2 separate regions of the Homo sapiens genome follow, and region 1 is linked to region 2. Evidence: read pairs that join two places in POLR2A ChIA-PET (ENCODE). Cell type or tissue: Panc1. All regions are shown on one strand.

Region 1 (5,000 bases), 110 kb before region 2:
AATCCCAACTAATATACATAAAAACTCCAAGAACTGGTACTTGAGTTCAGCAAGGTTCAAGGGTACAAGGTCGAAATGTAAAAATCAATCACATTTCTACATACGAACAATAAACACTGAAACTAAAATTTAAAACAGTACAATTTTCAATCACTTCGAATAAAATGAAATTCTTAGGTATACAGTTTAAAAATGTATGCTGAAAGCTTCGTAATGCTGATCAAATAAATACATGCTGATTAAAATGCTGATCTTCCAATACACGAACAGAGTATGTCTCTGTACTTAAATCATTCTTTGATTTAAAGAGAGAGACATACTCTGTTCGTGTATTGGAAGACTCAACATAGTAAGAATATATATTCTCCCAAAATTACTATCAAAATTCCACCAAGGCTTTTATAGATATAAAAAAAAATCTATTCTAAAGTTTATATGGAAAGGCATAGCCCCAAAATAGCTAAAGTGATTTTCAAAATTAATAAAGTGGGACACCTGGTTAAAAATCAACTCAAAATGCATTAAAGACTTAAATTTAAGACCTGAAACTATAAAATTGCTAGAAGGAAACAGGGGAAGTTTTCCTTGACATAGGACTAGTAATGATATTCTGAACATGACTCCAAAAGTACTGGCACAAAACTGAAAATTAAAAAAAAAAAAAACAGAATTGCATCAAACTAAAAAGCTTCTGCATAGCTCAGGAAAGAATCAACAGAGGGAAGAGACAACCTATGGATTGGGAGAAAATATTTGCAAGCCATACATCTGATAAGGGGTAAATATCCAAAATATATAAGGAACTCAAACAATTCAAAATATCATATGTATCCCACAAATATGTACAAATATTACATATCCATAAAAATTAAAAATAAACTAGGCATATCACCTGAGTAGACATTCAAAAGAAGACATACAAATTGCAAACAGGTATATAAAAAAATGTTTAACATCTCTAATCCTCAGACAAATGCAAATTAGAACCATCATGAGATATCACCTCACACCGATGGAATGTCTATTATTAAAAAGAAAAAAGATAAGTGTTGGTGAGGACACAAAGAAAAGGAAACCCTTGCATATCGTTTGTAGGAATGTAAATTAGACAGCCATTATAAAAAACAGTACAGAGGTTGCTTTTCTCAAAAAACTAAAAGTAGAACAACCATATGATCCAGTAAACGCACTATAGGTTATGTATCCAAAGGAAATGAAATCAGTACATCAAAGAGATATGAAGACTATGGTTAATACCTATATATGTATTACATTTTTAAAATTGGTAAAAGAGTAGATTTTAATGTCTCACCTGAAAAAATAAGTATGTGAGGTAATACATATGTTAATTAGCTCAAATAAGTCATTGCACCAATGTGATCATATTGTAAAACACAATGTTGTACACTATACATATATAACGACTTTATTTTTACATACAAAATAAATAATTTTAAAAACAACATGAGAAGAATCACTTTAGTTAATATTAAAGCTTGCTACATAGCTAGAGTAACTTAGACTGAGGGTCTTGGGTGAAGAGATAGACATATAGATCAATAAAACAGAATAAAGAATCCTATATTAGATCCCACACAATCATATTCAACTGATTTTTGACAATAGTGCAAAAGCAATTCAGTGGAGGAAGAATAACCCTTAAGTAAATAGTGCTGAAGGATCTGGCAAAAAAACTGATGTGAACTTTATACTTTTTATAAAAATTAACCCAGAATAGATCATAAATATATATGTAAAATATAAAACAAAAACACTTTTAGGAGAAAATCCTTGGGCAAAGAATTCTTAGAATTGACAACAGTTGCAAAATTCATAAAAAAATTAATTAGACCTCATCAAAATTAAAAAAAAAATACTTTTGCTCTGGTAAAACCCATGTGAAAAGAATGAAAAGGCAAGCTAGAAATTTGGAGAAAATATTTGCAAACCACATATCTAACAAAGGAGTAGGAAAAAAAAAACCTCTCAAAATATAACATTGGGAAACAATCTAATTAGAAACTGTGCAAAAGACATGAACATTCATTTCACCAAAAAGGAAATACAGATGGCAAATAAGCACATAAAAAATGTCCAATATTATTAGCTATCAGAGATACGCAAATTAAATTCACAATGAGCTATCACTATATACCTTTCAGAATAGCTAAATTTAAAAATGGTGACAATACCAAAGCGTGGAGAGAATGTGGAGAACTGAATCAATTGAATATTGTTGAAGGGATACAAAATGGTACAGCTAGTTTGGCAGTGTGTTATAAAACTAAACATGAAATTGCCATACAATCTTGCACTTGCACTCTTGGACATTTATTCCAGAAGAATAATAATTTATGTTCACACAAAAAAACTGTAAATGCATATTCATAGCACCTTTATTTGTAATATCCCCAAACTGAAATCAGCTCATATGTCCTTCAACAGGTGGATGGTTAAACAAACTGACATATACAATGGGATACTACTCAGCAACAAAGAGTAACAAGCTATTTTTTTAAAGTAACAAAATAGGCCAGGGGCGGTGGCTCAAGCCTGCAATCCTAGCACTTTGGGGGGCCGAGGCGGGCAGATCACTTGAGGTCAGGAGTTCAAAACCAGTCTGGCCAATATGATGAAACCCTGTCTCTACTAAAAATACAAAAAAATTAGCCAGGCATGGTGGCAGGTGCCTGTAATCCCAGCTACTCAGGAGGCTGAGGCAGGAGAATGGCTTGAACCCAGGTGGTGGAGGTTGTAGTGAGCCAAGATCGGGCCGCTGCACTCCAGCCTGGGTGATGGGTAATAGAGTGAGACTCTTGTCTCAAAAAAAAAAAAAAAAAAAAAAAGTAACAAAATAGTGATAGATGTGTCAACTGGATGAATTGCCAGTAAATTAGGTTGAGTGAAAAAAAAAAAAAGTTGGTGCGATGGCTCAGGCCTTAATCTCAGCAAGTTGGGAAGCCGACACAGGAGGATCACTTAAGCCCAGGGGTTGGAGACCAGCCTGGGCAACATGGTGAAACCCCGTTTCTACTACAAATACAATTAGCTGGGCATGGTGGTGGTGAGAGCCTGTGGTCCCAGCTACTCAGGAGGCTGAGGTGGGAGGATCGCTTGAGCCCAGGAAGTCGAGGTGGCAGTGAGCCATTGCACTCCAGCCCGGGCAATGGGAGTAAGATCCTGTATCAAAAAAACAAAAAACAAACAAACAAACAAAGAAAAATATATATATATCCAATCCCAAAATGTTATACACTGTATGATTCCATTTATACGACATTTTTGAAATAACAACATTTTCAAAATGGTGGATGGGTTAATGGTTTGATTGCCTGGGGTTAAAGACAAAGGGAAAGAGGGCAGGAGGAGGTGGGTGTGGTCACAACAGGGAAACAGAAGAGATCCTTGTGGGGTTGTAACTGTTCAGTATCTTGACTGTGATGAATATGAAAACCTACTGAGCTAATAAACGTTATAGTACTTAATACACACAAATAACCTCACATAAATGATTCCAAATAGAACTGGAAAAATTTGAATAATATTGGTGGATTGCATCAATGTCAGTATCTGGTTTTGATCTTATCCTATCATTTTTTCAAAATGTTATTATTGAAGGAAACTGGCAAATTAAACAAGGGGTCTCTGTATTATTTCTTATAACTGCATATTAATTTATAATTATCTCAAAAATGTTTCAATTAAAAAATCCTATTAAATTCCAGATTCACTATTAGTGTCCTTTTCTGTCCTATAACTATTGAAACAGAATTTTTTCATAGGATATATTATGATGTTGGGTAAAACACATACAAGCAGATAATTAATTCCTAATACATAATAATTTATTTCACACACAAAATTATCTTTATTAAATATGACAGTTCACAAAACTGCATTTTATATGCTTCTTAGCAACTTATAGAAATTACTGACCCAGGTTTAACAGAAATATTCACTCCTTCTAGATACAGGTGAACTTCTTGACTTTGAACATAGACTGCTAAGAAGGCTGAGGGTGAACCCTTGCAAATTAACTGATCCTGGCAAGTCAAAAAAGAGCGTAATGGGAAAGAATTAAGCTACAGACCAAATCCCTCTTCCTTCCACTTACCCATCCGTCGCAAGAATTTAATATTAGAAACTGCAAGAATAGTGCTGCTGCTAATAACTAGAAGAAATGACTATGAATATGTGGAAATGCATGGATTAAACTAATGGGGTACATGACATTTGACATTGGCCAATTCTTCTAGAGGACTTTTTAATCAGTGGAAAGTCCTATTCAGGGAGAGAATCTTAATGCATCATTGATGTTGCTTATTTTTTATTTTAATAGTGAGATAGTTTTAAACAAAATGGAGTGATTTTGGAGGGTGGAAGGAACAGAGCTGATCAGGCAATGCAGCAGAGAGTTAAAGCACAAAGCATTCTTGGAACCAGAAAGACCTGGCTTCAAAGCTGAAATTTTTCACCAGTGATGTTCTGTGCTGTTGGTTAAGTCAATTTATCTAAACCTTAGTTTCCTTCTCTGTAAAATAGTGTTTGCAACAGTAATGACTTTATAGAGTCATGGAAAATAATATATGAGATAATCTGTATGTTTTTAGCACAGTACCTGGCATAAATATATGCTCAATACAAGATTCTTATCCATTTGATTCACCTAGTTTTCAGGTAGGTTTTTTATACCAATTTATTGATGAATAAGCATTTCAAATGACTTTTTGTAAATGTTTTAACCCAAGACAAAGTTGGATGGATTTGGAATACTCTTCCCCATTAAGTCATATATATATGCTTATATATGTGACATATATATATATATATATGTCATTGACTGGTCAGTCTTCTTCAGAATTCATATCTACTTCAGATAACAAGGGCTGAATAGAGCCCCAAAGCCACAAGGGTGTGGAATCATCACCACGCCTTGACCCAAGCTTGTCTTCCACAGGATAATTTCCTATGAACTGGCCACCAGGTTTGAGAGTACTCCT
Region 2 (5,000 bases):
AAATACTGAATTTTAGATGTTAAGGCTAGTAGAGCTGTACAAAAAACAACAGCTTCTTGTATGAATGTTCCTCAGTTTAAATATTTAGTGTTCTATTATCAGTATGTGGGCATTAAAAAAACAAGTCATTTGAAACTGATAGAGATAATTAAGAAATTCTTAGATTTTGGGTATAGGTGCTGCAACTTAGAATTTAAGTGTCGTCCAAAAGAGATTAGTATTGGTCATAACATGGACTCTAAAGCCACCATTTAAATGAAGCATGTAAAAAAGAATATTCTAGTACACAAAAGTTATTAATGGCCTAGAATGACCTCCTTCTCACTCATATGATGCAAAGAATAAAGTATATAAAAATGTTTGTTACAATGGCTATCCATAAAAAAGAAAACCCTCCAAAACAGCAAAATTGAATAGGTATCCACAGTCAACTTTATCCTGAAAATTGCCTAGAAATACTGGTTGTGATTACACAGCATCCTGAGACCAATGAATCTTTAGACAGTAATAATTTCCTACTCTAAAGCTATTCTCTACTTCCTCCTTAGTGACAGAGCTCCTTGCTGCTCAAATTTTATGCCAGATAAAATATTCACCTTCTCGGACTCCCTGGCACCAGGCATGGCCATGTAATGTAAGTGTAGGCAATGAGACTAGGTATGGACCCATTAGGGGTTTCTTAGAATGTTTTTGCTTTTCTAATATAGACAACCCTTTGTCTCTTTCTCTTTCTCCAGCCTACAGCACAGCTGATGAAAGAGAAGACATCTTGCTGCTATTTGACAAGCAAGAAGATAAAAGCTTTCCTATAAAGATGATGGAGCAAAAAAATAGAAGGGGCCTAGACTCCCTACCTTCACACTTCCTGCTATAAAAGCATTGCTATTATAAGGTTAATCTGCAGAAACAGACTTCTATGTCATATGCTTAAATGCATCAAAATTCATACAATATCCATTAAATTGGTAAAAGTATCCATTTTAAAGGATTAATCTGAGGGACCCACAGACACTTAACACAATCAAATCTCAGAAAAAAAATCAGTTATTTCATTGTGATTTTGAGGCTGATCTTTTATGATCTTTTAGTTATCAAACTGTTAAATACATTTTAACTTTCAAATTTTATGAATAAAGGAGATGAATCCTGTTATTTTCTCAGTGTGAGTGTGATGATGTGTGTCATATGTGCCTATGTATGCACACACATGTACTCAAGGAGCCTGAAAGGGACCATGACTTTCTGGGCACTCAATGCTACTTATCTCTAACTCCTCCTTCAAATGTCCCCATTCTAAGTCTACTTCCTTAGGGAATAGGTACAAATATATCCCATTAAACATGATTTAAGGATGTATTTATTTTAAACTTGTCATCACTGGTGGTTGGAGTGTGTGTGTGTGTGTGTGTGTGTGTGTGAATTCTGACTCATTTATTTTATCTGATGGTAAGATACCCTATTGAAGAGATATTTATTTATAGAGCCAAACAATGAGCTTCTTTCTCACTCTTGGACTTCTGCTCTAGCTGTCAGCCACTCTGAATATAGAGAACAATTAATAGCCAGTGATCTTTAATTTGGGAGGGAGAGTAATATAACCATTTCACATATTAGTAATTTAAGCCCTAAAGTGACATTTTTGTACAAAGTCAGTGCAGATGCTGTCTGCCTTGATAATAAAAATGGTCACTTTAAATATCACGTAAGCCACCCCATCACATCATCTCATTGAAATGAAGGAAGATGAAAAGTTACTGAGTCAAAACAATACTTGAAGGAAAACAACTTCTCAAAGTCTGGAAGCTGTTTCCATGGGAACTGGCTGGACTGATAAATAATTGGAGGCCTTTGCATATATTGTCCCTTAAATGTGAGCAGCACTTGGGAGGAAGAAGGCTGAACAAGGCTGCATTTTTGACCCACTGCCCATCCCTATTACAGAGATTTAGGGATTTTGCCAATCACAAATTCAAACAGCCATCCATTTCCTGAAACATAATTTAATTTTAGTGGTAGCTAGGGACATTGCTTCCTTAGATTTTACTACCCTCTGTGTACTGATATCCATCAAACACACAGAAAATGTGGTTCCTTGTAAAACAACATGAATAAAGAAGGGTTGGGAAAAATGTTACATGGAAACTTGCAATGTGATATCAACCGTAGGCAAGGACAGTACTTATAAGCAATGCTTGGGAGGTATATAAGATTCTTAAATACTGTTTCAGGGGGGAAAAATTTAAAGACAAGACAATCTGAATGATCCAGAAATAAAGTATCAACCTAGAAGACAGAAGAAGGCAACAGATTAGGATTCCTTTTCACTATAGTCAAGCATACTTAAAGCTAGAAATTGTTCAGAAAGTTACATACATTAATCTGCCTTCTGATTTAAGAATACAAGGAGGCTTCTGTCAACACTTAAGTAGGTAGTGAGAGATACCTACAGAAGCCTATGTCCCTTTTTTTTCATTTCAACTTTTAGTTACAGGGGTTACACGTGTAGATTTGTTACATGGGAATATTATGTGATGCTGAGGTTTGGAGTATAGATCCCGTCATCCAGGTAGTGAGCATAGTACCCAATAGGTAGTTGTTTAACCCACTCACCATTCTCTCTACTCTACAGTAGTCCACAGTGTCTGGTTGTTCCCATACTTATGTCCATGTTTTTAGCTCCCACTTACAAGCAGAAACTTGAAGTATTTGTTTTTCTATTTCTGCATTAATTTATTTAGGATTATGACCTCCAGCTCCATCCACGTTGCTGCAAAAATATGATTTCATTCATTTTTGTTGGATGCGTAGTGTTCCATTGTGTATATGTACCACATTTCCTTTATCCAATCTATGGTTGATGGACACCTGGGTTGATTCCCTGTCTTTGCTATTGTAAATAGTGTGACAATGAACATACGAGTGCTGTGTTTTTCTGGTAGAATGATTAATTTTCTTTTGGGTATATACCCAGTGATGGGATTGCTGGATCAAATGGTAGCTCTGTTTTAAGTTCTTTGAGAAATCTCCAGAGTGTTTTCCACAGCAGCTGGACTAATTTACATTCCTCCAACTGTGTATAAGCATTCTCTTTTTGACCCAGCCTTGCCAGCATCTGTTGTTTTTGACTTTTTAATAATAGCCATTCTGACTGGTGTGAGATGGTATCTCACTGTGGTTATGATTTCCATTTCTCTGGTGATTAATTATGATGAGTGTTTTTTCATCACTTGTATGTGTTTGTTGGCCACTTGTATGTATTCTTTTGAGTAGTGTCTGTTCATGTCCTTTGCCCATTTTTTTTAATGGCGGTTATTTGGCTTTTGCTTGTTGATTTGTTTAAGTTCCCTACAGATTCTGGGTATTAGGCCTTTATCAGATCCATAGTTTGCAAGCATCTTCCCCGCTTCTGTAGGTTGTCTGTTTACTTTGTTGATAGTTTCTTTTCCTATGCAGAAGCTCTTTAGTTTAATTAGTTCCTACTTGTCTATTTTTGTTTTTGTTGCAATTGCTTTTGGAGACTTAGCCAAAAATTTTTCACCATGGCCTATGTTGAGAATATTTCCTAGGTTGTCTTCCTCAATTTTTATAGTTTGAGAAATATTTAATCTATTTTGAGTTAATTTTTGTTATGGTGAAAGGTAGGGGTCCAGCTTCAATCTTTTGCATATGGCTAACCAGTTATCCCAGCACCATTTATTAAATAAAGATTCCTTTTTCCATTGCCTGTTTTTGCTGGCCTTGTCGAAGCTCAGATGGTTGTAGGTGTATGGCTTTATACCAGTACCAACCTTTTATAGTTACTGTGGCTTTACAGTATAGTTTGAAGTTGGGTAATATGATGCCTCTGGCTTTGTTCTTTTTGCTTAGCATTGCTTTGGCTATTTGGGCTCTTTTTAAAAAGAATTTTAAAATACTTTTTTCTAATTCTGTAAAGAATGATGCTGGTAGTTTGATGAAAATAGCATTGAATCTGTAAATTGCTCTGGGCAGTACGGCATTTTAAAAATATTGATTCTTCCAACCCATGAACATGCAGTTTTTCCATTTATTTGTATCATCTCTGATTTATTTAAGCAGTGTTTTGTAGTTCTTGTATAGATCTTTCAGCTCCTTTGTTAACTGTATTCCTAAATATTTCACTTTCTTTGTGTCTATTACCAGGCCTATTAAGTAGGAGTGAGTAATCTTTATTCAAGGATGAACACACAGAACAATATACAAGTGAATAAACAACACCTATCTTGAATAAAGAAAGCAGATGCAAACAAACTGTGACTTATGGATGAAATTCTTCATCTTAAGAGAAGGGGAGAATTATCCTAAAACACTTCTTGAAATGGTTTTGCTATAAGAAGCAGAATAAATTATTTTAAAACATGCAGAACTGAAGCAGGCAATCTAATTAAAAATATTTAGTAACACATATCCTGATAAACTTTTAGAAATGTTAAGAATAAAGAAATTATTAAAACCTGGGTTCCCAAATATATAGGTTACCTAGAAACCAGAAAAAAATACAAGAAAGCTAACATACGTTCCAGGCTGGCTTTAAAATTTAACCTTGGCAAGACCAAATACAAAAAGATAATGGAAAGTGTTTAATGAGATTTTTATTTTCCTTTTTCTTTTTCTGCAGGGTGACAAGGCCAAGTAGCAAGTGGCAACTGATTTTTATTTTAATTTTCTGATATGCAAGGGTTCATAAATTATGGTACTGACATAGACCCCTGAAAAGTTTACTCAAGCAAATAATCCAGGGGGCTAAAAGTTAATTAAAATTGAGAAGAACCAGAAAATTTGGTATAAATGTTCTTATGGTGAGCATTGATATAAGTGAATTCAAATAATTTCTGTACAAATGTTAATATAATTTAATATAGTGTAATAAATGTCACTTGAAAAAGAATATAATTTTAGAAAATAATTAAAGCTTAATAAGCTATACCTCTAACCTATAATCTATACTCCATAATAAATTAAGAAAGATCTGTAAGTGTAGA

What was found. ChIA-PET counts read pairs that join two places held together with the same protein. Peaks named below come from ENCODE experiments on the same cell type or tissue, not always from the same donor. Only the 100,000 strongest peaks of a DNase experiment are listed, where the experiment ranks them.
Region 1: POLR2A ChIA-PET joins it to region 2 with 6 read pairs; 2 of 35 experiments call an interaction of 5 or more read pairs at or near these places.

The regions. Positions count from the first base shown.
Region 1 is chr7:79,363,045-79,368,044 of GRCh38, forward strand. All of the region lies in intron 1 of MAGI2 (membrane associated guanylate kinase, WW and PDZ domain containing 2), which reads right to left. Among named protein-coding and RNA genes, the nearest start is that of MAGI2-AS3, 87 kb to the right of the region's middle. In Panc1, no CTCF peak of the experiment used is centred here; no DNase peak of the experiment used is centred here; H3K27ac peaks cover 646 bases.
Region 2 is chr7:79,470,046-79,475,045 of GRCh38, forward strand. MAGI2-AS3 (MAGI2 antisense RNA 3) reads left to right here. Exons shown (of 4, transcript NR_038346.1): 4 at 738-1,163. Among named protein-coding and RNA genes, the nearest start is that of MAGI2, 19 kb to the left of the region's middle. In Panc1, no CTCF peak of the experiment used is centred here; no DNase peak of the experiment used is centred here; H3K27ac peaks cover 386 bases.